Linked DNA regions of Homo sapiens: all the other regions are linked to region 2. The links are chromatin loops, found by intact Hi-C in ENCODE. Cell type or tissue: endothelial cell of umbilical vein. All regions are shown on one strand. Links, peaks and the distances in the headings refer to the core of each region. The heading gives the core; the rest is flanking DNA. Region 1 overlaps LRP1B (LDL receptor related protein 1B). Region 2 has its middle 330 kb from the start of LINC01853. Region 3 has its middle 170 kb from the start of LINC01853.

Region 1 (11,290 bases), core at 1,837-9,836, 1.1 Mb before region 2:
TGGCTTGAAGGTTCAGTTTTACCGGGGACCCATTTCTGGCTGCTTGGGAATTTGTCTGTCTCCTGTCGCTGTCACTATGTCTGTATATATTTACTATACATAGAGAATAACATTTCTCCTCTACTTAAAAGCCACCAAAGGCCTATGCACTTCTTATTCCCTTAATATAAAATCCAGAATAATTCTCTTACCCTACAAGACCCATAAGATCACCTATTTGTCATCCTATTCCTCCCCTCTCTTCCTCACTCACTATGCTTCTAATACATTGGCCTTATTTCTGTTCCTCAAATAGCCCACATTCTTTTCCCTGTTAGGGCCTTAGCATATGTTGTTTATTCTACTTGCCATGCTCTTTATACTGCTCTCCTCATTCTTCAGTTTTAGTATAAATATCACTCCTCAAAGTGCTTTTTTCTGATCACCTTCTCTAAGTAGGTCAGTCACCTGCTATTCTCTCTCATAGCAATTTTTTTCAAAATATTTTATGAGTCATAATTATATATTTATGCACTTATTTAGTCTGGCTCCTCCACTGGACCATAAGCCCCACGAGGATAGATAATACATCTGTTTCTCTTGTGACTTATCACCTATCCAGTGCCTAGCATATGGTAGGCACTCAATAAATATCTGTGAAATGAATGACTGAAACAATAGTATTATTTCTTTTTTTTTTTTTTTTTTTAGAATTCTTTTCTGGACAGACTGGGATGCAAATTTTCCTCGCATTGAATCTGCCTCTATGAGTGGTGCTGGGAGAAAAACCATCTATAAAGACATGAAAACTGGGGCTTGGCCTAATGGACTAACTGTGGACCACTTTGAGAAAAGGATAGTGTGGACAGACGCCAGGTTTAAAAAATCATCTCTTTTCTGTATTTTTTTTTTTACTTAGATAATATTTACAACATTGGAAAGTGTCCTAACATGTCAGTATCATGTATACATATATTAAAATTGGAGGTGTATTTTTTTTTTGCTTGCCCCAAATCAGATACAGACCCATAAAAATATTTATAAAATACCTTTTTTGTCATTTAGCTGAGTTACATGATTATGTCTCTGGACTAGTTGAATGAGTTTTGACAAACTACTCATGTATTTATCTTTCTGTAGGTCAGATGCTATTTATTCAGCCCTCTATGATGGAACAAACATGATAGAAATCATCCGAGGTCATGAATACCTTTCCCATCCCTTTGCTGTGTCTCTATATGGGAGTGAAGTCTACTGGACAGACTGGAGGACCAACACATTGTCCAAAGCCAATAAGTGGACAGGGCAGAATGTCAGTGTGATTCAGAAAACCAGTGCACAGCCATTTGACCTTCAGATATACCATCCCAGTCGCCAGCCACAGGGTAAGTGCTTGTTCACTTATGGATTAACCACCCAGAAAGTATTATCATCTTAATCATATAATATTTGAAGTATAAAATAACTTCTATAAGTTAAAAGTTATTGACATTTTACGCATACTCTATGAGGGAAGTGGTTTCAACCTTTATTTTAACTGGTTTAGAATTTTTTTCTCTTTCCCTTTTTATTTTATTTACATATAAATATTTAGGGGCATCTTAATTCCTAAGATGCCCCTGTATATTTATTTTAAACTAAATCCCCTAATTTTTAGATTATTACCATGTAGCATATTGGGAAGAGAGGGGGTGGTACATGAGAAAGGGTGAACCATTTGCCTGAGTTCCTCTATTTTAGGAGAAGTGAGTTCACAGGCCCATATGTGCTACCTCTCCCCATGTATTCCGTATTTCACCTTTTGGTTCAACAGTGAACCCCATCTTGGTTTTGTGATTGTGTTTCCTCCACTCAATGTTTGCCAAGTGTTCCTATCCTAATTCTCACTTTTTGCCCCACTGGGATACCATGAGGTATCCCATTTGGTGTAACGTCAGCTCATCCTTTTATACTTTTTCCTCATTATATGTGATATAACCCTTGGAAATCTCATTTGAATGCAAACAATGACCCCTTTATTAGCATGTTTTCATTTTAGATTCATGATTCTTAGATGACAAGCTCTCTCTTGCATCTTCTCCTTCTCTTTCTTTTTCAGTGTGGAATAAGCAGACCTTCTAACTCATTGGCATGTAGGGCATTTGTTCCACACATCGAGCCTTATTTTTAAAATTTGTATTATAGTATCTTTTAGACTTGACTAAAACCAATTACCTCTCTGGTTGACAATATCACATGGCTCTCCTTTGTCTTTCTTCAGTGTGTTGCGTTCATTCTCCCTTGATACTATTTATTCTACCAAAATCTCATCTGCAAAATTTTCTGTGTCCTTTCTCTGACAATCTGATTGAATCTAGTTATTTTCCCAGATACTCTCAATTTCTCAGTTTCTATTTTCTTACATAATTGATCCTTCTTTGCTACATGGGAGTTTCTATACATATGGTTTCTATATCTACTGCTTACATAGGTGAGCAATAACTTTAATTTTTTTCTTCTACTCTTGACTTCTTTCACCTTATAAGCTAAAAAGCATGAGGACATTATAGAAAAAAGTATATAGATTAGTCATTTTTGCATTTAATAATGATTTAGTAGATATATTGAATTTGATTAAATTTAAATAAGGCAAGAAGTTATTATTCTGACCAGCAATGTGCCACTAGTATAATGAAAAAATACGCTTCTCTAGAATTTCCTTCAACAGAGGAATGCTTAGCTGTAAGCAAACACTGTAGATGACAAGCACTTATAAGATATGAATGGTTTTGATTATTTCAAGTGCAAAATTATTTACACAACTGTATTTTTGTCCCTCAGATTGTTTGGCATTTTGTAGTAATAATAATTTGTATGTTCAGTGCAATCTAAATGAACTGGACCATGAAAAATGGCCTTCATCTATGTATTGCATCATCTATGTATTGCATCATTCCTCCTCACCCAAAATAGGATCAATGTCCTTCTCCTTCATTTACTAACTGCACTGTCTAATTCGCCTGCATTGGCATGACCCTTAGTAAATTCATAGAACAGGAAGAACCACGATACTCTCAAGCTTTCCTGATATTTATGCATATATAGGAAAGAAACGAGACATTCATTGTCATTTTTTGGTGGGGGGAGGCATCCTTGACATCTTTCCTTAACTCAAAATATGATTTATATATGATTTTTCCTCTTTACATAAAATAAGCAAGATTTTACTATGTGGATGTAATTTAACATATTTTCCCAGGATTCAGGGCAAATATTCTAGTCTTTAAATACATTTAGAGAATATCACCTATGAAAAGAACTTGCTATTTCCTAAATGAAATTCAGTCAGTTTGCAATTTTGAGAGTGATCAGAGAACATTCTACCTTTCCCCATTATAAGGATCACTGAGCATATAATAATCATTATCTGTCCTGTTTATCTGCTTCAGTGAAGTAACACTTCCACTGCTAGGGAAAAAAGATGCAGGAACATATCGACTATTTTATTACCGAGGATAGAATTAAAATGAAAATGGTGACAAAGGCTCAGCATTAACACAAATACAATAATAATAGCCCGTATTCTGGTGAATAATAACATGATGTTCATGAAACAAATAATAAATTTAAAAAATACATGACATTCAGTACTATAAAATTGAAATATATCTTTCACAAATTAAAGAAATAAAGGTTACAAATACTATTTGCCATTATCTAATCCTCCAAGTAGGAAATTAATAAAAGTTTCAGCACCAGTTTTCTTACAAGTAAGCATTCATTATGCACACAAAGTTCCAAATTGGTTATTGGATATTTAAGCAGAATATTTTAGAAATATATTTTAGATCTCTTTGGTTTTTAATGTTGTTGTTATATGGGATTAGGAAGAAACAAACCACAGCTTAAACATATGCAATATGAAGGAGCAGTAGTGGGTATTTTAAATATTAATTAGAAAAATTTACAGCATGAGGGAGCCAAGCTTAGAATTAATGGCATGGCCTGGGTTCAAATCCTAAACATATGATTTATTAATTGCGTGATGTACCCTTCATCATTAGCATAGTTTTATTTCAGATTCATGAGTCTCAGCTATTAATGTGTTATTGGACATTATTGGCAAGTTATTTAACTTCTCTGTATCTGCTTTTTCAAACTGGAGATAATGTATCTAAATCATAGGATCTTGTAAACGTTGAGTTTAATCACCATTTAACACAATGTAGGTTTTTCTTTAAGTTAAAAATATATAATTCACGAAGCCATCTAATCTAACTATATTTTTATCAGTAAAATACAACTATTAATTAAGTTTCAGGTATATTAAAAAATAATAGCAACAATAACACTCATTTACAATAAACACTTTTTGGGTCATGTGTTAGTTTTTCTTTGGATAATGAGATCTGGGATTATATAATGAAGCATTAAATAAAAATGGTTTTGTGATTATGACTTTGTAATATAAATGTGCACTTATATCATTTTTATTAGTACTTTACAGTTGTTAGTCTCAATGTGTGCAAAGACTTGCAGGAACAATTCTCCATCTAAGACTCCTTCTCACACATACCAATTATAAATTCTTATACTAGCTCAAATTTTACCTCCTCTACATTCATAGTTAACACCATAAGGACTCAGCATTTAAAGCTTGTATGGTTATTTATTTATTTATTCATTAATCATTTCCTAACTCTGTCTTACCTACTCGCCTAGATTATAAAATATTTAAGGAACAGTGTTTCATTTATTTCTTTGTGTCAACTATAGAGTCTAGCTAAGTCCTTGATAACAATATCGATAATTATAATAGCAGCTAACTTGATTATCATTGCATTTCCGTGAGAAAAATTGTTAGCCATCCAGTTTCACAGATGAGGAACCTAAGACAGAGAAATACTAAGTAAATTGCTCAAGGTCTAACAGCCAGGGGATAATCGTTCTGTTATCTGAACAGAAGTCTGAAGCCAAGCTTTTGTTTTACTCACTGCATTCTGCAAGCAGAAGACATTAAATGCACATATATTCCTCTTGGAATTGTTGCATCATATCACCAGATGGCAGTAGAGAGTCATGTTTTCTTGACATTCTCCTTGGACAAACTTCCTTACCTTCCTGGAGTTTATAGTCTAAGAGGAGGAACAGACTAAATTAACAATTAGGATAGATACAATCATTGTTATGATAGATGGATTTTGAATGTAAGAGTATAGTAAATGAAATTTAAAAGTAGCAGGGTGTGGTACTAAAAACGAAACAAACCTTGGGATTAGCTAAGTTTAATTCTTCCCTCATGTCAGTCACTAGCCATGTTACCTGAGGCAAATTACTAACTTGGAGGGGTTGCATTTTCACATTTGCAGATCGAAGCAGCAAGTGAGGAAAGAATAAATCAGAGACAAGATTGGGCAGGGGTCAGATCATGCTCACACTCAAATAATATCCCCACAAAGAAATACACAGTTTTTTCCTCTGGGATAAATGGTTCCAATGATGTTAAACATAAGTGTGCATTAAAATTAATGGAGGGCTTATTAAAACACATATTGGGGGGCGTTACCCAGAGATTCTGATTCAGTAGGTCTTAGGTGGGGTTTGACATTTTGCATCTTTAACAAATTCCCAGGGGATATGATGCTGCCTTCAGAACCATTCCTCTAAGAAAAGGAGAGAAACAATTTTTTAAAAAATGGTCAAAGGAGTAAAAAGAACAGATTTGCATGATAGAAATTTGTAAAGGATTGATTGGAGAGACAGGATTGAAGTGTATATGTGTGTGTATGTATGTATAGAATATATATGTGTGTGTGTGTAACACATATATATATATACACACACACAGACACACAGAGATAGAGAGATTGATTTTAGAAAGTAACTCATATGCTTATGGAGGCCAAGAAGTTCCACAACCTACTGTAGGCAAACAGGAGAACCAGGAAAACCAGTGGTGTAACTCAATCCAAATCTGAAGGCCTAAAAACCAGGAAGGGTAGGTGGATAATGGCATAAGTCCAGGTCCAGGAGTTCACAGGCCCAGGAACCAGGAGTGCCAATTATGGAGTGTAGGATAAGATATATGTCGTAGCTCAAACAGGAAACAAACTTGCCTTTCCTCTACCTTTTTATTCTATTTCGGCCTTCAACAGATTGGATGATGCTTCCCTGTAATGGCAAGGGCAGGAAACTTCTAACCCAGTATACTAATTCATATACTCATCTCTTCCAGAAACACACCCAGAAATAACATTTTACCAGCTATCTAGACATTCTCTAGACTAGTCAAATTTACATATAAAGATAACCATTACAGGAAGCTACTTCAGTAGATCAGGAGGTGGCTGATGCCAAAATCTGGGAGATGCTTGTAGGTGAAATGGTCTCTGATGAGATATACTTAGAGTTGAAATCATTAAAAAGTGGTGATAGAGATTTGAGTGGGAAACCTGGGGAAAGGAGGAAGAATATGGGATGGCTTTAAGAGAGAGGGTCAGCAAATGTATTCTGTGAAAGGCCAAATAATAATAATGAATATTTGAGGACTTGTGGGCCATGTGTTCTCTGTTGCAGTTACTCTGCTGCAGTTGTAATGTGAAAGCAGTCATATGGGAAATGAATAAGTGTGGCTGTGTGCCAATAAAACTTAATTTCTGGACACTGAAATTTGAATTTCATACAAGTTTTATGTGCCATGAAATAGTATTCTTCATTTGGTTTTTTTTTCCAACCGTACAAACAAGTTGCTCACCGGCCAGTATTAGCCTTTAGGCCATCATTTGCAGACACTTCACTTAAAGGATTATCTGAAAAATTAAACTTTGAAATGTGCTGAATTTGAGATACTTCTGGGATACAGTTGAATATTTAAGGCTAAAAAGGAAGGAAGCTTTGGTCTAAAACTAGAACTTTCATAGTTATTCAATTGTAGATTGAAGGCAAAATGTAGATAAGATTTCTTAAGAGTATTACAGAAAATGAAAAAGGGCAATGATAGAGCCTTGGAAACTGCAACACTAAAAAGGAAGGCAAAGAAGAATGCTCAGAAAAAGGGCACCAACAGATTTCAGGACAAAAAGAGAAAGCGTGTGCATGCGCACACACACACACAAAAGGAACAGTTTCAAGCTAACACTAGCCAACAGTATTTGCTTTTGTAGAAAAGCCAATAAAAATAAAGACATAAATGCATTCATTGGATTTGGCAACCTGGAAAAAGGTCAGTGATAATTTTAGTGAGAGCAATTTCAGTGGGTTTGTTTGCATATGTCCTCGTGATCCTAAATAGGTCTGACATTAGCTATTAGTATAACTTTCAACTCTTTTTACTACAAAATATAATTTACTAAATAGAACTAGATTGTTCAGTCAAACAGTAAATTCCAAAAAAAATACCTTCATAGCAATCAGCTTAGTCTAGAGCCAGATTGCTTGGGTTCAAATTCCAAATTTGTCAAATCCTGACTTCTTGTGCATTAGTATTAGTTTGTTTCTCTACATTAGTATTTGTTTGTTTGCTTGTTTGTAAATCTGTAAAATGGAATTGTTATAAAGATTAAATACATCAGTCTTTCTCTTTGTTTTTTGAGATGGAATCTCACTCTGTCTCTCAGGCTGGAGTGCAGTGGCACGATCTTGGCTCACTGCAACCTCCGCCTCCCAGGTTCAAGCGATTCTCCAGCCTCTGCCTCCCAAGTAGCTTGGATTACAGTCACGTGCCACCTTGTCCAGCTAATTTTTGTAATTTTAGTAGAGATGAGGTTTCCCCATGTTGGCTAGGCTGATATTGATCTCCTGACCTCAGGTGATCTGCCCTCCTCGGCTTCCCAAAGTTCTGGGATTACAGGCGTGAGCCACTGCGCCCGGCCACATTAGTCTCTTTTAGGCAGTTAGAAGATACCTGGCAAGTACTAAGCACTTTAAAAGTGTTTGTTAAATAACTTAAATAGATAAATTAGATAAATTAGATAGATAGATAGATAGATAGATAGATAGATAGATAGATAGATAGATAGATGCACAATTCTCTTACTTCGTTTTACACATTGCCGCCAAACTCTCCTCCCCCACCCTGTAAGGGAGTTGTCTGTAACCATGGAGAAAGTGAAATCTAACTCTTCTTTTGTATGCTTCTTCTCTACCACCCATCTACCATGTCATTTTTCTCTGTGTCCTCACTCAGCCCAAAGGTGTTTTCTTCATCACCACTCCAGGTGCAGGGTTAAATTTTCTCATAAACCCAGCAAGAATCTACCACCCTGGGTTTTTCTGTTTTCTTTTGTGTTTCTTTCCTTAGCTGCTCTAATTGGAATTAAAAAAAAAAAATCTTTCAAGAATGTGATTGTTATTTTAATTACAGAGTGCTGCAAACCCTTTATCTGTTAGATTTTCACCAATTATGTTTTTCTCTTTTTGTAGAAACTTATTTTTCATGTAAACAGAACTTGGTTTAAAGGGGTCTTAAATGTTTGTTGATAAAAATAGTACTATTTTTGCAGGAACATTTTAGTTTACTTTCAAAGTCAGGCTACTGACTCAACTGCTCCTTTTAAATTTTATTTTGAAAACATAGCAACTAGTAAATATACAAACTGTTTTAGATAATAATATGACTTCCTTTTAAAAAAGAATCAAAACCCAGAAAAAGAGAGAATGAGTAAGACATTGAGAGGTTTCTCCACAGTTACAACAATAATTAGATCAAATGTAATCATACCAGTTATACTCTAACTCAGTCTCCATTTCACATCCCTGTTTTATAAGACATCCATCAATTGGCCCATGAATGAACGAGTGAATAAATCAGAATGAATTGCTTCACATAGAGAGGTTGTGTACTGTAGTAGTTAAAACCTGGACTCTGGAACCTGAATCTTTCTGTTCTCCTTTTAATACTTGTGTGATCTTGACTGAGTCTTTTTTACCTTCTCAAAGTTAAGTTTAGCCTTTGCAAAATGAAGGCAATTTTTTTTTAATTTTTATTTATTATTTATTTTTTGAGATGGAGTCTCGCTCTTTCACCCAGGCTGGAGTGCAGGGGTGCGATCTCCGCTCACTGCAAGCTCCGCCTCCCGGGTTCACACCATTCTCCTGCCTCAGCCTCCCGAGTAGCTGGGACTACAGGTGTCCGCCGCCACACTCGGCTAATTTTTTTGTATTTTTAGTAGAGATGGGGTTTCACCGTGTTAGCCAGGATGGTCTCGATCTCCTGACCTCATGATCCGCCCACCTCGGCCTCCCAAAGTGCTAGGATTACAGTCGGGAGCCACCGCACACGGCCAGGCAATTTATTTTCATAAACAAAGGTTACCATTAAGAGGAATAAATAAAATAATGCTTATAAAACACTTGGCACATTTTCTAGCATAATATAATAAAATAAATTATTTCTTTAACTTTTAAAATCATTTTTTTTAAAATCCCACTGTCCATTATAGGAAAATTGCAAGCTGTTTCTCAAAAAGTAGTTTAACATCGAAATGATTTAAGTGCCTCCAATTGCATCAGAAAAATATGTCTATAGAAAATTAAACTTTTCTTGACAACATCTATAAGAAAACAGGATAAGCTTATTTCACAATAAAAAATGTTATATTTTAAGAATATTATTGATACTCCCTCACTAATTCACTCCTTAGAGGACAAAGTATCACTTACAAAACCTGAAGGATGAGGGATTTCATATAGGACTATTAATATTTTCAATTAGAATTATGGGGAATACTTTTCACATGATTAATAAAAGGTTTTTTTTTTCTTTTTTGTCAAAAAGAAATACCCTCAAAAACATGTTGCAGCATGGTGGAGGTGAATCTCAAATACTTGCAGGTTGCTTAAATTATTTGCTTCCACAATTTACTATATTAAGATCTAGGCCAGTCCCGATGGCTGACACTGGTAAACCCAGCACTTTGGGAGGCCGAAGCAGGCAAATCACTTGAGCTCACAAGTTCAAGAGCAGCCTGGGCAACATGGTGAAACCCTGTATTTTCAGAAAAAAAGAAAATCTAACTAGGCTGGATAAAGATAATGTGGTACATATACACCATGGAATACTATGCAGCCATAAAAAGGAATGAGATTATGCTCTCTGCAGGGACATGGATGGAGCTGGAAGCCATTATTCTCAGCAAACTAAAGCAGGAACAGAAAACTAAACACCACATATTCGCACTTATAAGTGGGAGCTGAACATTGAGAACACATGGACACATGGTGGGGAACAACACACACTGGGGCCTGTCGAGGGGTGGGGATAGGGGAGAGAGAGCATCAGGAAAAATCGCTAATGGATACTAGGTTTAAAACCTAGGTGATGGGTTGATCTGTGCAGCAAACCACCATGGCACATGTTTACCTATGTAACAAACCTGCACATCCTACACATGTACCCTGGAACTTAAAAAGAAAAAGAAAGATCTAACTACTTGTCATATAAATTAAATTTCTCTTTCTCTTTCCTTTCTCTCTCTCTCTCTCTCTCTCTCTCTCCATATATATAAAATATATATTATATATAAAATAATTTTTTTAGCAGAGTTGATAATGTAGGATAGAGGTTATACACGTACATACATACATACATACATAATACATTGTATTGTTCTCCTCACTGTTAACTCGTATCTAGCATCTCTTTATTTCATATATTTATATACTATCGGTATGAGATTTATGTGATCTAACATGTATCCTATTTTAAAATGCAGAATCCCTAGTTCTACTCCAAAATCAGGGCTTCTCAGTGTCTGCACATTACATATTTTGGGCCAGATAATTCTTTGCTAGTTGTGGGCTAGATAGTTCTCAGCTACACTTCCTGTGAATTGTACAATGTTTATTAGATCCTTCACCTCTGTTCACTAAGATGCCAACAGTACTCCAAGTCATAACAACCAAAAATGTCTCAATTTATTCCCAAATGTTTCTTGGGAGGCAAAATCACCACCATCTCCAAGGATTGAGAACCACTGTCCTAGATGGTTTTTTAAAATATTGTGAATATAGAATCATTGTAAAAATAGAAACTTCCCTGATATGTTTTTTTTTCTTTCAAAGCATGTAACAAGTGACATTAACAGAGAATAAATTAAGATACCAGATAGACATGTCATCTCTTTAGAACGACTGAAAGTTAGTTGGTATTTTAAGACACATTTCCCCTATAAATGTAACATTATATTGCATATATATTTTCATCCTTTTACACCAAAAGCTGCATACAGATAGAAATGTTTTTTGTGGTTTTTAAAAACTCTCTCTGTAGAGATACCTGTAAAAGATCAGATGAAATTTTTAGACATGTTATATTCTACTTTATACAGTACAG
Region 2 (11,290 bases), core at 1,852-9,851:
TTATTCCCTTAGCTATCCCCATCATTTGTTAATTATCACATCTTCCTGAATGTCCAAAACCTAGTTATATCCCTTTTTGGCATTCGCACACTTTGGACCCTGTCATAGTGCATATTGTATTAAATGAAATTAAATAAATTTAAAAATATTTATGTTTTCCAAATAGATTTGGAACAGTGGAAGCATGGCTTCTTGTTAAGATAACAAAGATCCATGGTAGGAATTAGTTGCCAGTGGCACAGTTATGATTTTAAAAGCACTGTAAAAATGGTTATATTTAATCTTTACCTGGAATCTTATATTACTACAATTAACAATTCATCACGAATAGTTTTTTCAATTGTGTTAATTTTGAGAAATTAATGTGGAAGTTTCAGGGAACAAAACTTATGTGTATGTCTGCAATAAAATATGTCTATATTTCTAGATCTGAAATATATTTAACATAATAATAAAATTTCCTGACTATACAACTTAAATTATACATGAAAAAGAAAGTACTTTTACATTTTAAAACAGAATTGAAGTTTGAAATGGTAGTAAATATATGCTGCAACACAGTGTACTCTGACAGAGCAAAGTTGTATTCTGCCATTAAATCCCAATCCATCTTATGTTTCATCAGAAATAACTCTGCTGTATTTATGTTTCATATAAATCACACAGATATAAATAGTACTTTCATATTAAAATAGTAAATTAATATTACAAATAATAAGTAAAAATAGTCAACACAGCTGGAAATGTCCTCACTGGCCATTGTGTTTCCATCATTATGAGGGAGTTACACTTAACAGTAAATAGCAAATAGATGATTCCTTTTACTAAATTTTACTTCCATTGATGGAGGTTGTGTGCCATTTGTAGCTTTCTTCTGTCAAGCATTCCTTTAATGTGTTGCATTTTATCTTTTTTACTTAACAGTAGTAGTTTATAACTCTGGGTTCTAGCTTTAGATGTGTCACCCAGTTATCTTGCACAAGGCATTTCATTAGTATATAGTTCAATTGCCTCATCCATGGTAAGTTAGATGTGAAGATGAAGCTATAATGAATAAGTTGGTCTTAGTAAGAGTCTTGGAGACATTTATGAATAAGTTGGTCTTAGTAAGAGTCTTAGAGACATTAATGAATAAGTTGGTCTTTGGAAGAGTCTTGGAGACATTTAGTCAAGTTGTGTGTGCATATGTGTGTGGGGTGGGTGTGTGAGAGAGAGAGCAAAAGAGAGAGTGGGAGGGAATCAGTGAGAAAGGTGTAATTAAAATAATAAAGTGTTTTTAAAAGGGGGAAGAATAATTAGCTAAGTTAAAAATGCATATACAGCAAGAAACATTTATTACATGGTCTTATATACTCTCCCAGTGTTTTGCACACTTACACAATGGCAGGTAACTACTCTGTCATACTTATTCGTAGTTTGTCTTCTTAAATAAATCACCATTTGGCCCTTTGACTCAGAATATTGGTGACAGTGGAAATGGGCAAGTGCCTGAAGTTGAGTTCCATTTCTCATTTGCTTTCCGCAAGAACAAATGAAAATCCACAGGTTTTGTGAAGCAGATTCTCTTTATTGGTAGTCTGGAGGCCTTACTAATTAGCATTTAGCTATAAGTAATGCAAGGGTAGCTGGTATTAAGTAGAGTTCTGTGTGATCTCTTATTTCATTGCTATGTTAAAAGAGAGCTTGGGGAATAATCAGTGTACGGACTATGTTTTCTGGAAATTACATTAAAACCTTTATTCGTACTTTAAGGGCAGAATCATGTTTCCATTTATTTTTTTATAGTTCTAATCTTGTTTATAAAAAGTTTAATAACAATTTCCAACACAGTCATTTTCAAAGGACATTTTCAAAACCCTCCTATGTCATTTCTTCTCTTGATTATGTTGTTGTTCTACTTCTTATTTCTGGGGTCTTTTATGTTCTAACAGAACCATAACCCTATATCCTCAAGTGGGAGTTAGGGGATTGCCAGTGAAGTAAAGGAAGCTAAAAAATTAGAAGCACATTCTCCGCAGTCTCTAATTCATCCAAAAAATTGCTTCTTTCTCCAGACAATATTTGTCACTATGGCATTTAACCCAGGGTTAGAGCTTTTGTTTTCTACCACAAAGTGGTTGGATTTCCTTCCTAGTTGCCTACATTCTCTTCTCCTCATATTCTCCCATCCCTTGTCACCCTTGTCCTTGGATATTCCCAGATAAAACCCACCTCTACCCTTCCTCAATGACTCAGAAAAAACCCACCCCCGTTCTTCCTGATGGTTCCCACATGATTCAAATGAGTTTCTTCTCAGCCTCTATCAAACCCTGAATCCCCTTTGTTTTGAGATATTTCTTATTAATGAATGTTTTTTCTTTTGCTATAGCCTGAGTAAAATCATCTTGTTTGTCCAGTGCATTCTGTTTTTTTTTATATCTGCAACAAAGTTAAAATTCCAAAAAAGTTTTCTCAACACACCTATAGCCAAGAAGGTATTTGTCTCTTGTCTCTCACAGAACTCATGAGAATGCCTTAATGGCATAAGGCAATATTTCATTGAACTGGTGATGTAAAAATATGAAAAACATATTTTTGTGTGTGGATTTGTGGCATTAAGTGTTAAACGAAAAACTGAAATAGAAAGAGTGAGGAAATTTAACATATTAAAGTAATATGCTACTGTTTGAAAGATACACACTATTTTCTGAAATTAATGAGATTTATCCAGTTTTAATGCTCTTTAAACAGAAACATTGAGTGAAAATCTTGCTAACAATAGAAAATTTAAAATTTCTTACCAAATTTCTTTCTGAAAAACATCATGAATATGAAGGTTTATTGGATATTTCTGTAAATGTATTGTGGAAGAGATAATTCTTCATTTAAAGTATGTATTATCACTGGCATGAAGTAGGATAGTTAGGTTCAAGAAACAAAGCCCTGTAGAAATTCATTCACTTCAGTAGAAGTTAAGAAATATATAATGTTCTTATGTTTCATCCTAAGAAAATGTATAACTAATTCATCATGTAAGAACAGCCCCCCGAGAATAACTTGTGTTTGGAAATGGCCTCAGTGGAATTACAAAATTGCTAACAAAATTAAATCTCATTATACCATTTAAGCACCTGATTTATATGATGAAAGAAGCCAATATTTGAAGACATCTAGAATCTAATAGACTAAATACTAATACTGAGAAATTTATTTTAGGTGGATTTTTCCTTACAAATTGTTATTGGCCACGCACTATGTTAATTTCATTGTATAAATATCCTGGAAACACCAAAGAAAATTTAAAAAGCAAAATCCTTGTCCCTGCAGGGTCATATTGTACATTCCAGAAAACAAAAACAGTAAAAAAGAGAAACAGAGAGGAGTGAGATATGGTTATTGCCAAATGATTGGTTTAGAAAGCATTTGAAAAAGTGCCATGAATACATGACATAATGTAAGTAAAGAAGGAAGCAAAATGCCTGGTGTTTAATGAGTGGTCAGTACATGATATCTGAAAACAGTCTTCTCTAACGCTAGGAAGACCATCTAGAGAGAAAGAATGTAAATGCTACTTGAAAGGAAAAGAACCTGATTGAGGAGGAAACACCAGAAGACAGAATCCTACATAGCGAAAATAGAAAAAGCTAAGATATTGAGAAACGACATGTATAACATGAACATTTACAGTTCTTAATTAAATCTCATGTCCTTCACTATGTTTTAAAGATGGGCCATAAACCCATGGACAAACATAAAGCCATAAAATCATTATCCTCCAGGGCGTGCTTGGGTTTGAAGTGGACTTGCCTGAATGGACATGTACTTTGAAAGAAACCCTAGAGGGTCTTGTTCTTCTTTTCACATGAAATTCATGGGATTTAGTAAGCAATTTGTAGAAGTAGTTGGAAATAAATGTGTATAAGTACATGACAGAAAATGCAGGTCAGTAAATATCCAGCTAAGAAGTGTGGACTGGAGGCAGAGGGAAATCACAATAGTATTTTGTGGTAGGGCAAAGGCAGAGTGATGTGTTGGGGATATATATGTCAGTTATGTCATTTGGTTGGTTGGAGGGAGGGGAGAATCAAAGCAAGGAAACCAGTTAGAAGACACTTGGAATATTGAAAATGCCTAAAACTAAGCAAACTCACCTGAATATCTTCACAATTTACAAGTAACAATGTTGCTGCTATTTATAAACCAACTACAGTGTTCCAGTTTTCTATTGCTAAGTAACAAGCCCATCCACACATATTACGCTCGGTGATGTCATGAGTCATGTATTCAAAAAAGGTACAATGGGGCCTTAGCTTGGATGATTTGAACAGCTCAGGTGACAACATTTGGGTAGTGGAATTATTTGGAAGTTTTTCTCTCATTCTGGTACCTGGGCGGGGATGACCTGAAGGCTGGAGACAGCTGGGACTATGGACCAGGTCACCTAATTGAGGCAGGACCTCCTCATGTAGGTTGGTCTTCTCAGAATGTGGCATATGGATTCTGAGGAAGACACTATCCAGAGGAAACCTGTGGAGAGTGAGTGAGCATTCTGAGAGATCTAGGTCAAAGTTGCAAGGCCTCTTCTGACCTTGCCTCAGATGTCAAAGGCAAGCAGCATTATTTCTTCTCCATTGTCTCCATCAAACACTCACCCAGATTCAAGGGAAGGGGACATAGACATCATCTTTCAATGATAGGAATACCCAAGAATTTGAGCCCATGCTTTAAAGTGCCACATATAGATAATCATGGAGAAAAATGTGTTATAGTATGAAATAAATGCAGCATTAGCAAGTCTTTTCAAAGAACCTACTAAAAATTGCATAGTATTTATTTTTGACATTACTCATGCAATTCTATTAATATAATAGTGATGGGGTTCAGAACAAGCCAAATCCAAAATATTGGCACCTTGATGTTTGATAAAACAGCAGAAGCAGGAGGATCATTTTCACTGCCCTCTACCTTTCTCCCTAGAATCAGGTCATGAAACCTAGGAAGAATTTTCTGACCTTCCCCTGAAGCAAGTCAAGATTCTCATTCAAGAGGTGCCCTCCCTATACCTAAAGAAAATGAACATCTTTATCTCTGAAGACACAGGGACATAGAGAAAAAACTGAACAAACAGGCCATCCTAAGTTTGCCCTAGTTAATTACCATTAGACTATACCCCCTTTTCCAATCATACCTCCCTACAGCTGTCCACTCTTCATTAAACCTAAGCATAAAAATGGTTTCTTCTCTTTCTCTGGGTCTTCATTTCTGAAGGCTCATGTGTTATGTACAACTTACCTTAAATAAACTTGTAAACTTGTCTCCTTTTAAGTTGTCTTCTGTTATAGGGTTCTCAGCCACAACCCCAGCAATAGGTGAGGCAAAAATTTCTTCCCTGCCATCCCCCACCTCCATAATAGTCACAATTAGGAGTCATGGAATGAGCAAAGTGATATTAGCAATGCTGAAGTAATAAAAAACACTAAACAATTAAAAGCCATTTTCTAATTCAAAATTATTTTATCGGGAGCTTAAGGGTTTAAAAAAACATTTAAAACACTGTTTGGTATTTCTTAGAAATGAATGTTTGAAACTACAGCTGGTCTTCTCATGCAAAAAGCATACAAATTAAAAATGACATAATTAATTATCCAGATGCTTCAGATGTCGGCATTTGCCATCACTTTCGCCATATCACCACTCATTTAGTTCAAATGTTTCATTGCACTTAGGTGCTTGGGGTCGCAAATTTAGGTAGAAAATTTGGTTCACTCTCAAGTCTGCCTATCACCATATGTTTTGCTTGGGCATGAAAAATGAGAAGAACCTAAGCCTTTGCCACGGAGTCAGGTAAAGTGTTTCCATCAATGGCTATTAAGTTTGAGTAATGGGGTTTTAAAGAGACAACTTGTAGTGTTGCTCTTTAGGAACCTCGACAGCAATTGTGCTTTAGCTGCAGGTTCTATGATCTAACTGTAGCTTTGGCTCCATGCAGCCCCTTGCCTGTGTCACCACTGCTTGAACCCCCTCTATGGTATACATCTGTTACCAATTCCCTTTCAAAGAGCATCTGCTGCCAGGAGAGGAAAGCTTTTAATATGTTGATTTATCATCATCAGATACAGGGTTTTTATTGCTTGCATTTGAATATTATATTTAAGGTGCTTTGTGATTACAGATGTTTTACATATAAATTGCTTTATATTAGGAAAACCTTTTATTCGGTATTTTTGAGGAAACTTCACATTCATGTGTTTTACATTTTAATATCTTCTGCATTGCTGAACGCTTGTGAATTGCTTTCTGTCCATAATGGTAGTCAGTATGAGCAACAGCATCTGTGACTGTTGCTGCTTCAAGGAGAAAATTAAATGTGGTTGTTTTTTCTGTTCTAGGGAGTCAGAGTTTATTAATTACTAAAGAAAACTTTGACTGTTATTTTATCCCCAAAAGGGACAGAGTAGGTCACTACAAAAAATAACTTCCCACTCCATAACCTTTGTAAACCAGAAAATGATGTCAGTCAAGTTTCTTCTTTTCTTTCCCTTGTCTCTTGCAGTCTTAAGAAAATCTGGAAGTCTTATGTACTGTATGGTCTTTGAAATAATAGCACCATCTACTGTCTGAATCTGAATTCATTCATCATGTTAAGGAAATGATGAAGATGGTAGAGATGGAGGAAGTGCTCTAAGTCATTTAATAATGTGACTCAAAGTAAATGAAAAATGTGAAAATTCTCACCTAAAGTACAAAAACAAAAGTAATCACATCAGGGCATAGTCACATTAAATACACATAGTGAATTAATCTTTTTCATTAAGAAAGACTATAAGATCATTCTGAAATCCATAGGAAAGACAATGTCTTTATTATCATCATTATTATTTTAGTTCTCCAGTGTCAACTTATTTTATATTCATTTAGATGAAGGGTAGGGGTGCAAGACGTAGACTCAAAATACCCTAAGGAAATCCCTATCTCTCAGCCTGGCATCATGATGTAAGCCTAAGTGCTCCGTTTCTGCACCGAGTGCCAGTCCGCTCTCAGGGAACACTTCTTATAGTGGGAGTTGCTTGTAGTCTTGCCTGTTCTCTGTCCTCAAGTCCTTCTCCCAAAGGAGTCATGGTATTTCATTAAAAAACTCAACTGTCTGTATAAATGATCATTGAAAGTACGTCTCAGGGCTCTCATAACAATAAGCCACTAGCTATTTGAAGAACATAGAGGGGAATTCAGGACATTCTCCAACCCTCCTTCATGCTGATTTCTTTCAATGAGCAAGAGGTCACTTGTCATTCTGCCTCAAACACAGTTATTTCCTTAACCTCATAACTCCCAAAGAGCTGTCTTGCCTCCCACACATCTATTGCTGGCTGCACATTGCTCTTTCTTCCTCTGGAGCTGGCAGCCAGCTATTCTATAGACAGCAGGAATTTTATGCTCTCTGTCCGGTTTATTATCTCTTTTCTAAATCAATTCACAAGGTTTATTTTCTCTATCTGGCCTCTGTTCCCTTTCCTCCCACTTCCATTCTACTTCACCTTTGATTCCAAAAGGAAACCCGAATTGAAATGCCTCACTTAAAATTTTTTTTAAATTTCGTATTTATAAATAGCCAATGACCTTTGCATAAAATAAATGCTTGGAGAAAACATGTATTCTCGCAATTGATTTTCTTATTCTGTTCAATTTATTTGAGATGCCAAGAAACATACTGAGCAGGAAATAAACAATGGGATAATTGAAATATCAACTATGATTCCACACTTATTTACTAGATATTAGTTACCTCTCCTCTTTCTGCCAAACTATATGAAACCCAATCCCGGACTTCAGAGGAGCTTATAGTCAAGTTGGTCATTCCTTATCCTCTTGTCTTTTTAAAAAGTTTCTTTGGCTGGGAGCGGTGACTCACACTTGTAATCCCAGCACTTTGGGAAGCCATAGGCGGGCAGATCACGAGGTCGAGACCACGTGAAACCTCGTCTCTACTAAAAATACAAAAATTTACCCGGGCGTGGTGGCGGGCGCCTGTGGTCCCAGCTACTCGGAGAGGCTGAGGCAGGAGAATGGCATGAACCCGGGAGGCGGAGCTTGCAGTGAGCCGAGATCGCACCACTGCACTCCAGCCTGGGCACAGAGGTAGACTCCATCTCAAAAAAAAAAAAAATAAGTTACTTTATTATCTGTTTATCTCCATTGTAGAAGCTAAATACTGGCCAACTAATTTTCTACTTAGTCTAGTCTTATCTTAGTTATTATTACAACTATTGCAGGATAATATTTTAAAATATTAACTCATTTTTATTCACTGGGAAAAAAATCATTGCTTTATATATGTGTTTCCTTTGGGGAGAGAGTGGCTGTGACTGGCAATTGATAAATTAATAGATCAATCAATAAACAAAGTCAATTGAGCCGCCAAATATATTTATTTAGAAAAACTTGTGGCAGAAAACAATAGTTATAAAAGTCAATACATTTAATGTGCCAGGTATTTTTTTGTTTGTTCGTTTTCTGAAAGAGATAAAGGATCTTGAGAGTCAGAAAGCCAAGCTCCAAAGGGAGCAAAGCAGTAAGATCATCCACAAGCAAATGTAGGTAATGATGACAAATGATAATTTAAGTGCTGGTTTCCCACTCAAATGAGGTTATAATTCAAAGGTTATGGAGAAGACTGGAGAACATTGGAAGAAGCGAGCTTGCTGGCAGTAGGCAAGAAAGGCACTTGTCTTGGGTGCTACATTTAAGGGGTACCAAAAAATTCAGTAATCAAGATAAGTAATATTTTAATGCAATGTTTCAAAAAAATCCACGACAAATGAAGTATCCAAATTTTAAATAAAGACAGAGACCTTAAGGGTGCGTGAATTTCTCTGACAGGACTACAAGTCATGACTGTATCCTAAGTGAGTCTCAGGGGAGGGGCAGTAGAAACTGTAGAAGATAAAACCAAAGATAGGCTTAGAAGGACTTGGGGGCAGCAGAGTTTTCCCTTACAGCCCCCATTCATCCTCATCATAGTCTAGGAAACTATGAGGATTTTGAAGAAGTCATGAAGCTCTAGCCAGGCAGGACAAGTTTGTTAGTTCCAAGAGAAGCTTGCTAAAGTTAAGAGACATTAGGATCATGGAGGGTAAACAGCTATGGATTTCATGAGGTTCAGAAGTCCTGAGGAAAGTCAGATGAAACAAAGGTTCTGAGCCTGAGACAAGAAGGATTTAGATGAGATGGTCCTAGCAACTGACCATGCTGTGAAGGTCACAGACTCAGAGACAGAAGCCCACGCTGATGAGAACATGGGGAAAGCAAAGCAGATGCCATCAGGACACAGAGAAAAGGCACACAAATGAGACCTGAGCCACGTGGACGTTTCCCCTATCACCTCACGACTGAAACCACCCCAGGAAAGAGAAAGAGAAGGAGAGCTACGCATTTGACTCAGTCATTACCCAAAGGAGAGTACATTTTAAATTGCAAGTGACCATGAATGGAAATGAGGGTTTCAAAAGGTAAATTTCATTTAATTTTAGCAATCTAAAATATATATTTTTTTCTATTTGCATTTAGTAACTCAAAGGTGTGGTCGTGGAACATCAGTATCAGTTGTCACCTTGGCGCAGAATCTTGGGAGCCACACTGTTGCAAGGAAGAATCTGCATTTTAGTTAGATTCCTTCTGTGAGAAAAATAAAAGTTCTACTATCAAAAGACCGCTCCATACTAATGTAGAAGAGGAGACAGACAGATAATACAACATGAATATTGGGTAAACATTATCAGAGTCCTGTGCATGTAAGGTAATGGGAAAGTAACTACAAAGCCTGGACAGAATTTCACACAAGTCTATTCAGAGTCTAGATGCAAACAATTAAAACTTATCTTACTTCTTTGAGAGATAAGACTGTCTCATCTATGCCTGTTGTAAGCCCCTAAGCTAGTTCTGGAGGTAAGTGTTCACAGTTTCAAGAGTCGGAAGGCTCACAAACTTGCATTGTAAAATCAAAAGATGAAGCCTTTTAATCAGGTCTATTGTGTTCTCAAGGAGACACTCTAAAAAGTGGAAGCAGAGTAGGCAGTGACCTCCTCCTTAAGGAAAATTTCATGTTTACTTTTAGTCTTCATCATTGATCTTCATATTAACATTTGAGAAGTACTATGTTACACAAGCAATTGAAATAAATAATTTGGCATTGCTCCATTTGTCAGCACTCAGGGCTATGACTACATGTGTAGGTTTAATGGTTCAATCAGATTTCCTTCTCAACTTCTGGGAGATCTCTAATTACATCAAGAAGACAATGGTCAAGAACAGGGTCATCAAACTTTTTGTAAAGAAACAGATAGTAAATATTTGGGGCCATATAGTTTCTTCTGTAACTACTCAACTCTGCTGATGTAGGGTGAAAGCAATCATAGAAATACATAATGAAATGAACCTGACTATGTCCCAATAAGACTTTATTTACAGCAACAGGCAGCATGCCCGATTTGGCTCACTGGCCATAGTTTTCCAAATTATCTTATAGAATGTTCTATGAAACGATTCTTCTAAATATAAGGCAGTGATAACTAAGGAATAGCTCACTGGCCATAATTTTCCAGATCATGTTATAAAATGTTCTGTGAAATTGTCCTTCTAAATATAAGGCAGTGGTAGCTAAGGAATAGGGTTTGCCTCTCTGCTATGATCATTTCATCATAATTGCTAAATTCTCTAGCCGTCTTGTCATATAGTCTTTGTGACTGTAGAGCCATTCATCTTTGTATTGTGCAGTCTTAGCACATTGAGGGCATGGCTTTGCTTTTCTCAATCCTAGGTTATAGCACTTAAAACACTCAAAATGCCCTTTTACTTACACTGCTAATGAAATTCCTTTCTGTCAGTTTTTTACATATTACAGATAGATCAGATGTAGCATCTTTAAAATCAATATAGAAATATTTCATATGTTAAGCATGTCTATTGTAAAACACTTGAAAAATAAGAGTTTAATAATGTTAAATCATAATGTAATAGTAGCAGTATCCTTTGAATATATAATGCTTTCTTGTTTCTCTTTTCCTCCTTTGTCCATTGACTGTTAAACAATTGGGTCAGGTAGATAGGAAAAAATATTTCTGGGGCTTTGGGAAACTAAGTGAGATGCCCAAAGTTATGGGGCAAATAAAAGTTAGACCTTGGCTCAAATCTTCATTTCTACTTCCTATTCGAACACACTTTTCACCACAACACAGTATATTTAACCAGTAATAGCACTATATATTAATGTGGTTGATAAAATCTGTAGTTAAAACCCACAATTTTCTTCTAGCAA
Region 3 (11,290 bases), core at 997-8,996, 160 kb before region 2:
CCTGAAGTAATCTATTCTGCAAGAAGAACAAGCAGATGCCTGTTAATTTATGCTTATTATTTGTCCAGAATTTTTCTTGGTGCCTTGGGGAATATAAACTATTAGATTCAGGGTATTCTTAAGTAGCTTAAAATCTAATTGAAGTAAACCATATACGTGAATCACATATGAACTACGTAAGAACATACTTAATTGCATTTAATATAAATCATTAGTTTAGAAAAATGTGAGAAGGATAGACTATTCTCTTTCTCAAACTATTTTAACATTTAGAAAAATTTTATTTGTATATAATCAATGCCTGATGCAACTGAAGAAGCTTCAGTGTAAATTTTTATTTTAAAAAATTACCTTTAATTTTAAGGCTTTACATGGTATAACATTTTGTTAAAAATCAATATGCTTTTACTCATTTGAGAAATCAGGTATATATTAATTTTGCTTTTTTTCTACTATCAAAAATGTCAGGACACTATTAATGTTTGATATATTGAAATAACTGTTTTTGAATTAATTTCAGAGGTAAAATAAATTTCAGTAACTGGGTCACTCATGCTTCTTGGCATGATTGTAATCTGAAAATGTCATGGAATTACTCTCCTTTAAAAAAAAAATCTGAGTTAATTCAATGACTGGTGAAACACTGGTAGTATCCACTTTACAACCAATAAGAGCTTTTTCTTTTTCATGGTATCAAGTCCTTTGTTTTTTGATTTGAATTTTGGAAGTCATAATATAATTATACAAATATAGGCAAAAATACAAAGCAAATAAAGAGCCCCAATTTGTATGGTGAAGAATGGTAAATAGCAGAATAAGAGCCCTTAGTAGGGTTTGAAAGCCAGATCATACATATTTAAAATTATTTTGTTAAACACATTCAACTTAATATAGTATAATGTTACCTGCTGCCGGATCTTTCTCATTTTATGTACTAGATCAGCTCATGCTTGTATTATTTTGAGTTTCCTAACTGTTGTTAAAAAAATACTCCAAATCTCAAGGCTTAGTAATAAAACTTTATTTCTTACAACACTCACAAGAAGGTCAGAAATGGGGATAGTGTGTGAAAGAGAGGTCTCTTTGTTTTATATAGAATCTAGGAACTTAGGTTTATTCCAGCCTACGATTTTGTTTTCTTCTATATTTTTGAAATTTCTCTCTCTTAAATTGACAAATGGAAAAAAGAGAAGAGAATACGGAGAAGGCACACCTGGTTTTAACCCCATCAACCGGAAAATAGCACATGTCACTTCCACTCACAATCTATTGGTGAGAAATGGTTATATGGCACCACATGGATGCAAGGAGCAAGAAAAAGTAGTCTAGCTGCCAGTCTTGTAAATAAGAAAAACACATATTGTGTAGCAGCAGTGTCTGCACAGGTCTAATCAAGATTTACTTCTTCAAATCTAGGGAAAGCTTAGGTACTTGAAATAATGTCAGTGAATTAATAAGACAACCTATTATTTCAGTCAGGCAATATACAACCAATGGGAATGTAGTGGAAGAATGTGAAAATTTTTGCATCAGAAAAGGCTACCAATTGACACTTTAAGAGGATTTGTTGTTTTTAACACATAACCTAAAGCTTGAGTTAATACAATGAAATAGCATTATAACAAATTTATTAGAGAGAAAACCAGTTTCATTTATAGAACATCATATTTATCTCATAAAATCATCCCTTGCCTTCAACGTTTGCAATGTAAAATGGAAAGGGGGAGACATATTACACATCTAAGGATTACCCTTGACAAATTTTATCAATCATTGAGATTTTTACACTGGTTTATAGAAGAAAAATGATGCAAAAAGAACTACAACAATTATTTTTTGAAAATTTCTAATTAGAGTCTTACAATTGCCTTCTTCATTAATTTTGATTCTTAGGAAGATCACATTAAGGAAAATTTAGGGGGCTTGCACGAGGGAAAAAGATGAAGAAAGGGAGTAATTAGAAATGAATGAAAGATTAGGCCTAAGTTTTCTTTTTCCTTTTAAATTTCATTTTACACAGTCACTTTGTTAAGACAATAAGATCAAGGCTATTGCTGCAGCCTGCCTAATGTTTTCACATCCACGTGAACACAAGGAGTGTTGTATGTGCCTACAGGCACATGTAAACAATTTTGTACCTATTCAGGAGAGTAAGAGAAATAAAAAGAAGAGAGCAGAGAAGAACACTAATTGATGCATCATTAACTGATTAGTGATAAAATATTGAAAGTTACCCACTGCCTTTAACAGATTTTAATATGCCATCTATTTTCAGTATAATAACTTCCAGTTAAAAATTGATGTTTAAAAACTTAAATAAATGATTTAAGAAATTAGTCAAAAGTATTTTTCTTGGGGCTGGGCTCAGTGCCTCACGCCTGTAATCCCAGCACTTTGGGAGGCCGAGGCGAGGCGGTTGGATCATCTGAGATCAGGAGTTTGAGACCAGCCTGGCCAACACAGCAAAACCCCATCCCTAACAAAAATACAAAATTAGCTGGGCATGCTTGCTCATGCCTGAATCCCAGCTACCTGGGAACCCGAGGCAGGAGAATCACTTGAACTCAGAAGGCAGCTATTGCAATGAGCCGAGATCATGTCATTGCACTCTAGCCTGGGCAACAGAACGAGAGTCCCTCTCAAAAAAAAAAAATAAATAAATAAAAATAAAAAAATAAAAATTGTCTTCTAAACAACTATGTATAGTACTTTAAAGGAGTATAGTACCGTTACTTTTGAATACATATAGTAATTTTAAATGTCATTGAAGCCTGTTTGAGTGAAATAATTAACCTTATTTTTAAATAGCAGCTCCCTAAAGCCCTTCATACTGCTATAATAAAAGAGACTACACAATTGATCAATACTAAAAGTTTATTTTTCATAGTTCTAGAGGTTGGAAAGTTCAAGATCAAGGGTGTCAGTAGGTTCAGTGTCTACTGGGGGCTCGTTCTTCATGGATAGCACCTTGATGCTGCATCTTCATCTTGCAGAGTGGGTGAACACTGTGTCCTCATGTGGGGAAGGAGCACTAGGACTGAAAGGCCTAGCTAATTCTCTCCTGTTCTTTATAAGGACATGAGTCCCATTCAAGCGGACAGAGTCCTCATAACTTTATTACTTCCTTAAATGGCCTCACCTCTTAACATCAACACCTTGGGGATTGAAGTTCCGATGTATGAATTTTGAAGAGACACACATTAAAATCGTAGCATCGCCATTCAGTTAGTTGTCTGAAATCACTTAGAAAAAAATGTGTAATTATATTGGTTAAACCTTTTCATTTCATTATTTTTTAATGAATCATTTTACTTGCCCATGTTTTAGTTGCAAGAAAATGGAAAGGTAAAGTCATAACCTAACCAAGATTGACATATCATAAACATCTAGTGTTGCAGGTGCTTTGATGCCCTGTGCCTCCTCCCTTCTGCCCACTGATGACGTGAGCCCCTCCACACTGGAAGGCCTGTAAAGCTCAGATTCACTTAGTTATGTCCCATTGCTTAAAGGCTATGAGAAAAGCTTGAATGGCAAGAATCTGGTACACTAGCTTACCCTTAGTGACTTCCTCACTATTGACTCCTGATTTCTGTTTGACATGTAATTCAATCCCAGAACAGCAATGATATCCAATAATAACAATCCCATACTATAATATATATGATTTGACTAGCTGTTTTTTTGTATTATTTCCCCTGTTGGATTTGTTATACCATTTCTTTTCTTATTTGTGAGGATAGTTGAGAGAAGACAGTAAATTTATATTACTTGAGTTTGTAATTATATTACAATGAAGAAAACATTACAGTAATGTTTGATAATCATTAAATTAATATCACGGATCAATTAGTAATCAATTTCAGGGGAAAAAATCCTTCTCCATTTAAATTGTCTGTACTGTCTAAATTCATTTAGTTCTTTCTGTTTTAAATCCATATTTTTCTATGAAATTTGTTGTTGTTGTTGAAATGGAGACTCACTCTGTCGCCCAGGCTAGAGTGCAGTGGCGCGATCTCGGCTCCCTGCAATCTCCGCCTCCCGGGTTCAAGGAATTCTCCTGACTCAGCCTCAGCCTCCCAAGTAGCTGGGACTACAGGCGCATGCCACCACGCCTGGCTAATTTTTTGTATTTTAGTAGAGACAGGGTTTCACCCCTTTGCCCAGGCTGGTCGTGAACTCCTCAGCTCAAGCAATCTGCCCGCCTTGGCCTCCCAAAGTGCTGGGATTACAGGCGTGAACCACGGCGCCCGGCCTGAAATATCTTAAGTACAATGCTGTTTAAACTATTTAAATAGCTTCCATGTTTCAGTCCTGAATTTGTTTAAATCTGTAACTCAATATATTCAAAATCAAATGTACCAATTTTTATTTTTAATAGCTTTTTTCCTACTCTTCTATTTCTGCTTCTCTATACCCAAGAAAAACAATCATTAATGTCCAGAAATCAAAGTCATGTTGAACTTTTTACCTTGCCTCCTCCATTCAGTCAGGAAAACCTCTTGTTTATTCTGCTCAATGCTTTCCACATCTATTTCTTCTTTTTTCCTTAGTTCATTTCCTTAATAAGTCTCTCAATTGCAAAGGTATCCTAGATTTTTGCAGTGCCTCTCATCCATCTTTCTTTCTTTCTTCCTTCCTTCCTTTCTTTCTTTCTTTCTCCCTTTCTCTCTTTCTTTTTCTTTCTTTCTCTCTTTCTTTCTTTCCTTTCTTCCTTTTTTCCCTCTCTCCCTCCCTCCCTTCCTTCCTTCCTTCTTTCCTTCCTTCCTTCCTTCCTTCCTTCCTTCCTTCCTTCCTTCCTTCCTTCTTCCCTTCTTGCTTTCTTTCCTTTCCTTTTTCTTTCTTTCAGTGATCATAGCTCACTGCAGTCTTCAATTCCTGGGATCAAAAGATCCTCCCCCTTCACCCTCCTGAGTAGCTGCGACTACAGGTGCACCACCACACCTTGCTAATATTTAAGTATTTTTGTAGAGGTGGGGGTCTCACTGCTGCCTCAGCTTGTCTTGAAGTTCTGGCTTCAAGTGATCCTCCTGCTTCAGCTTCCCAAAGTGCTTGGATTCCATATCTCTTTCTTAATGATAATACCATATGCTGTACTCAGCATACATGTCTGTAGATACATGATTTGAATGCTAACATGTCTCTGTTGAAAAGTAGATAAATTTTATAAACTTTCATGCAGGATAAAAGCCCGGCATTAGTTCTGTTGAATGCCTACCTTATTTTTACATTATCCAAGAAAACTGGTCAAAATATATTTGACCAATATATTCCTAAATATTAGCTTATACCAATAGGAAATTAATGGACTTCTGTCTATAAAGTGGCCCTTAACAATTGAACTAAGCATTAAGGAGTATTTTAATAAAAAAAGACACCGACATAGTTCCATTAGGTTATGGAGAGGAATGATGGAACAAATTTTTGTGACAAATTATTCCATTGTTTATGCCTTATATCTTATCACAAACATGAGATTGCTTTATTTTACAAATATATATTATGTAACATTAGATTTGCAGTTCCACGTATTTTCTAAAAATCACCATCATCATTGTCATCATTTTTTAATACTTGAAGTAACCTTAATTTGCATAAATTTCTATGCATAGCAGTAGTCATCACTATAACCTTCTTTTGTGCTAATGAAGCTCTAGGCTTTAGGAAGCATGTAGGAAGTTCCTAAGGAAACACACTTGGGATCAACATTTGTGGAAGAGAGAGGATGAAACCAGGATTGAGAAGAGGGAGAAACAGAGCCATGGTGTAGCTCCCAAAAGACCTTAGCTGACATCCTAAGGAACTCTGGAGCTTGAAGTGGACTTCAGAGTTGTCCTGAGTTAGGGAAAGGGGGCTTTACTTCTATACCTCAAATTGACCAATGACTAGATGTTACTTGTCCCAAAGAATTTTTCATCTTGAGTGTGGTAGGTAGGCAATCCCTAGGGAGGGCTGACAGCAGAGGGCAGTCTTCCAGCAGCATTTCTAGCAGTTACGGATATAAATCCTTCATTTCTGATAAGAGGTGTTGATGGCACATGACAGCATCCTCCTCATAATCAACAATAATGATTCCACATATTGGGATGCTTCCGACATCTGTCAGTTATAGGGCCTGGACTTGAGGAAGCCCTCTCCTGATGCTAAACATGAGACTATCCAGTGAATCATTAACATATGGGATGATGAAATTAGGACTATTTAAATAAGAAATACAAATAACCAACTTCTTTGGAAAATGATGTTCTTAGTTTATTTTACAAAGATGCACGTGTGAACGTGTTTTATCAGATTAATTTGTTGGCATATTGAAAAGGCTGAGAGTAGGCATTTAAAGGAAGAGGAACAAAAAACGTAAATGTCAGTGGAAGATAGGTTATCACCAGCTTCATTTTATAAAAGCAGCAAGTTTGAACTGAAATGCAATGTTTTCTTAATCAGTCCCATCATTTAACTGCTAAGAAAAAAGAAGCACCAATATCTCACTGCCTGCCCATAATAGGTAGAATAATGGCTCTCCAAATATGTCCATGCCCTAACCCTCAGAATTTCTGAGTGTGTTACTGTAAATAGCAAAAGGACTTTGCAAGTATGGTTAAGGTTACAGACCCTGAGACAGGAAGATTTTTCTAAATTATCCCGATAGGCCCAATTAAATCATAAGAACCCTCAAAAGCAGAGAACTTACTCCAGCTAATCAGAGACGTGAGATGAAAGAAAAGATTTGAAGAGTGGAGGTACTCTTCCCATGGTTGCTGGCCTTGAAGATGAAGAAAAGAGTGACAAGCCAAAGAATGCAGATGTCTCTAGAAGCTAGGGACAGACTTGGCTTGTAGACAGTAAAGAAGTGAACTGAATTCTTCCAACAACCCAAACTTAACAAAGATAAAAATTTTGCTTAAAATTCTTTTCTCCAAAAAGAAACAGCCCTGCTGATTCCTTGATTTTAGCCCAGTGAGATCCATGTTGGATTTCTCACCCACAGATAACTAAGAAAATAGATTTGTTGCATTTAAGCTACTAAGTTCGTTGTTACTTGTTACGGCAACAATAGAAGGATAATACAGATTTCTTACGTTACATTTCTTTAAAACTGAAAATTTCTTGAGACAGTCCAGTGAGATGGAGAAAATTTAAGGTGGTGGGTTGGATGGATAGGAACAATAGGAGAAAATACAAAGAAGGAATATTAAAATAAGAAGGTACTGTTTAGGCTGGGCATGGGGGCTCACGCCTGTAATGCCAGCACTTTGAGGGGATGAGGTGGTCGGATCACTTGAGGTCAGGAATTTGAGACCAGCTGGCCAACATGCAAAGTACAAAAATGAGGTAGGCGTGGTGGCAGGTGCCTGTAATCCCAGCTACTCGGGAGGCTGAGGCAGGAGAATCACTTGAACCTGGGAGGTGGAGGTTGCAGTGAGCGGAGATTGTGCTACTGCACTCCAGCCTGGGTGACAGAGTGAGACTCTATCTCAAAAATAAATAAATAAATAAATAAATAAATAAACAAACAAATGAATAAATAAGGCACTGTTTAAATGTGTTGAATAGAGAATCAAATGACAAACTTCACACTCACCATTATTTGCCTAGATACATATTTTTGGCTAGAAGCAAACACAGTGGTCACAGGGGTTCAGTATTTTTCTTCCTGGGTATTTTCAAGCTGGTATTTTAGATGAGCATTGCTTTTGAAGCTGCAGAAAAACTGTCAAATTGTAAATAATATTGGTAAGACCAGAGCTAAAGAATGTCTGGAAGGCAATTTTATCTATAAGTTTAAAATCAATGTTGTCATTTTATTATCCTCCTCTAAAGGACAGGTATACAGGAAGAAAAGTGGTAGAAATTTTTACATAGTGGTTTTATTAGCATAGCTAGTATGTGCTCTAAATACATACTAGGGTCTTGCTTTTTTTGAGGAACCCCAAGGAAATGAAAACCGTCAGCCCCACTTAATGTGCAACTCATTAATGATTCTCTAGCGACTCATTTATGGGTCTGCCAATTAATATGCTACATTCAGATGAGCAACTATTTTAATAATTTTATTTAAAAATATTTTTTAAATTATTTGTTAATAATTTTATTACAAAAAAAATTTAATAATTATACAGCTTTTTTTCCTTATAACTTCCCTAAATTACCTCATCTGTCCCCACCCACCTGAAAGCTGAAAAGTATTTACTTTATTCCATTTTGGTAAACTCAGTCCAATTAAAAACAAACCAAAGCTCAGGGTTTTCCTCTTGACCTAAAAATACCCCTTACCCTAAAAATACCCCTTACCCTTATTACCGTGTTGGGGCTGCCCTAACTTGCCATGAGGCCCTTTGGCTGAGGTATCCTGCAAAGTGTGACTCCTGCTAGAATCACAAGTGGAAGTGGGATCATGAATTTTGAGGCCTCATCTTCTGCCTCTCCAATATGCCTTCATTCTAAGACATTATCTCACAGAGGAAAGGTCAGAATACAGGAGTGTCGCTACTTCTCTCTGTCTTCTTCTCTCCTGCAGTCTACCAGGACGTTAGAGGTGATCTCTTCACTTCCTTTCTAGTGAGGCTGAGATGTCACTTACATCATATCCTCCTCCTTCCCAAGGAAATTTCACCCACTTCTCTTGCCTTGGGGCTATCATTGCAAAAAAATCATCTGAGAACATGATTTCTGAGGAATAGCATTAAAAAATACATCAACATAATGTTTTCAAAATGTGCTTTGCCATTACCCTTCCCCTAAAGGAAAACATTATGCCCTGGAAAAGGGCGTTTACATGCACTTTCACTCCTTCCACCTTTCTAAGAGGACTGTATCCAGCAGGCTGAAAGACTCCATTTTTATTTTTCACTCAAGCCCTGCAGAGGTATCTCCAGCAAATGGGGCTCCTCAGTGGAATTGCTCTTTATACTCCTGAGATTCTCACCTTGCTCCCAATTCTAGTCTCTACTCCACCAATTTTTACTACTTTAAAGGAAGAGAAGTCAGGTGCACCTTGCCCACTAGATTTATAGGTCTGCCCTCTGGAAGCCCCTAGATTAAAAAGCTTTCTTTTCCACAAGACTACCTATATCCCCCCAAGTGAGCCATGTAACCCCACTAAGCCCCCTTTAATCCAAGTTAGACAGGCTTAGGTTCATCAGTCAGTCCACACTTGGTCAATCTGTCTTCTCTCTTTATGTATGAGCGCTGATTTTGTTTTATTTTGTTGGTGTTTTTATTATTGCGGCTATTTATTTAGATTGTTTGCTTTAGTGCTTTTCTTTTATTTTTAACTGTTCTAAATCCCTGGATTACAGAACAGAATACAATATTTCAGTTGCTCTCTAATAAGCACAGAACAGGGTATCAATAGGTAGTATTCGTCATCTTATTCTGAACATGCTACTGGACTTTTCTTAATGATTATGTTGAATTATCGTTGTTGATCATATTTCTGACTTGTAGCAAACTGGAAATCACCTGGAGTCTTTTATTTTTAACAACTGATGCTTTTGATTATCATTTCCCCATTGTATAGCTCTATCTTTATTAGTTGGATTTAAAAAGCTGTATCTACAGAAATAATAAATGTAGGACATTCCATGCAATAGTCTACAGCTTTTTATTTTAGGAAAAATAAGCAGCACATGAGGGAAAACATGACTCATCCATTTGCCTGTCATGTAGTAGGTATTACCAGGCAGTTGGGTTCATTTTGCAGGGTGGTCTCTCTTCCTGAGTGTCCTGGCTCCCTTCATCTTATAGGCAACCCACATGGCCAGGATCACCCCATGTCCAATCCAATAAAACCAAACTTTTAGCCAAAGTATTATGTTTCTCATTGTTTCAGTCAAATACTGTATTAGTTCATTCTCACACTACTAATAAAGACATACCCGAGACTGAGTAATTCATAAAGAAGAAGAGGTTTAATGGATTCACAGTTCCTGATGGCTGGCGAGGCCTCACAATTATGGTGGAAGGTGAATGAGGAGCAAGGCCCGTCTTACATGGCAGTAGGCAAGAGAGAGAGCATGTGCAGGGGAACTCCCTTTTATAAAACTATCAGATCTCACAAGATTTATTCATTATCTTGAGAATAGCATAGGAAAGACACACCCTCATGATTCAATTACGTCCCACCGGGTCCTTCCCATGACATGTGAGAATTATGAGAGCTACAGTTTGAGATTTGAGTGGGGATACAGCCAAACCATATCAAATATGATCCTAAAATTTATTTATTTCTTAAATTTACCAGATGAGTGGCAGTGGTCAGCTAGAGTAAGATTGAAGGGAGTTGAGAGATAGTTGCATCTAAATTTTGATTTAAAGTTTGATTTGATGTGGCACCCAGAAAAATATTATGATTTCAGAGATAATTTATGCTGTACATTGAGGAGAAATATGATACAAAGTAGAGAAAATATACTTAAACTTACATCAATTTATAATTATTCTGTTGTAAATCTGTCCATTTATTGGCTTAGAATTTTAATATGAATCTTGTAAATATTTGTTTATATGGTTCAGATTTTTTTATTAGTGACAGAAGAATTTGGGGTGAAAAGTCAATTTTTTTTTTTGATCTAGAATTTAGCTCTTAGTACATTTGCAAAAGTTTAACAATCCCTGCTAGTGGGACCATAAAGCTTTCTCCCAGTAAAAGTTCAAGTAATAGAAGAAAAAAAATCTTTAAAAATTTGCTGAACAAAACTTATGTCTTAACTTCAGAGTTATATCTACATTGCTGTTACTTCAGATATTTCTTATTGTTTCAATATATTTTGTTCACAAGGTATATTATTATCCATATAGGTTATATCAATATAACTTTATTTTTTTCATGTAATTAAAAATTCTGGTATGTTCGCATGTGGTAGAAGTTGGGTCAAATTCTATATATCCTTCAAATTGCTTGTGCAATTACACATAGTCAAATCCTATGCCACTTTGTGGTTACTTTTAAATCTTTTTTTCTGAATTATACATAGGTGGACCATATAACTTATTATCCAAACAAAGAGGCTTTTACAAGTAAATTGAAGCACTATAAATAATTACTCTGGGATAAAGTGGAGCGCTTCTAGGAACTCTTAAATGTAACATTTCTCCATCTATAAAACATGCTCACTTTAGAAAAGTTAGAAAAAAAAACAGATAAGTATAAAGAAAAAAATTATAATCTCTCAATCTTTTTTGTTTTCTCTCTCGATAAGTATTTGCATATATTAATATATTAGTATGCATCTATACATGTATATACATACATACTCATATACATACATATACATACACATATGTTTACTATTGG

The links. Peaks named below come from ENCODE experiments on the same cell type or tissue, not always from the same donor. Only the 100,000 strongest peaks of a DNase experiment are listed, where the experiment ranks them.
Region 1: a loop joins it to region 2, with 15 times the contacts of the local background. A loop is called at or near these places in 24 of 110 quality-filtered maps.
Region 3: a loop joins it to region 2, with 6 times the contacts of the local background. A loop is called at or near these places in 6 of 110 quality-filtered maps.

Annotation. Positions count from the first base shown.
Region 1 is chr2:140,857,664-140,868,953 of GRCh38, reverse strand. It overlaps LRP1B (LDL receptor related protein 1B), which reads left to right. Exons shown (of 91, transcript NM_018557.3): 26 at 691-855; 27 at 1,120-1,364. Among named protein-coding and RNA genes, the nearest start is that of MIR7157, 280 kb to the right of the region's middle. In endothelial cell of umbilical vein, for the core only: a CTCF peak has its summit at 5,032 (motif pointing right); a DNase peak (open chromatin) is centred at 5,023.
Region 2 is chr2:139,786,317-139,797,606 of GRCh38, reverse strand. No RefSeq gene overlaps it. Among named protein-coding and RNA genes, the nearest start is that of LINC01853, 330 kb to the left of the region's middle. RefSeq lists an enhancer at 8,006-8,506. In endothelial cell of umbilical vein, for the core only: no CTCF peak of the experiment used is centred there; a DNase peak (open chromatin) is centred at 6,566.
Region 3 is chr2:139,941,574-139,952,863 of GRCh38, reverse strand. No RefSeq gene overlaps it. Among named protein-coding and RNA genes, the nearest start is that of LINC01853, 170 kb to the left of the region's middle. In endothelial cell of umbilical vein, for the core only: a CTCF peak has its summit at 5,971 (motif pointing right); no DNase peak of the experiment used is centred there.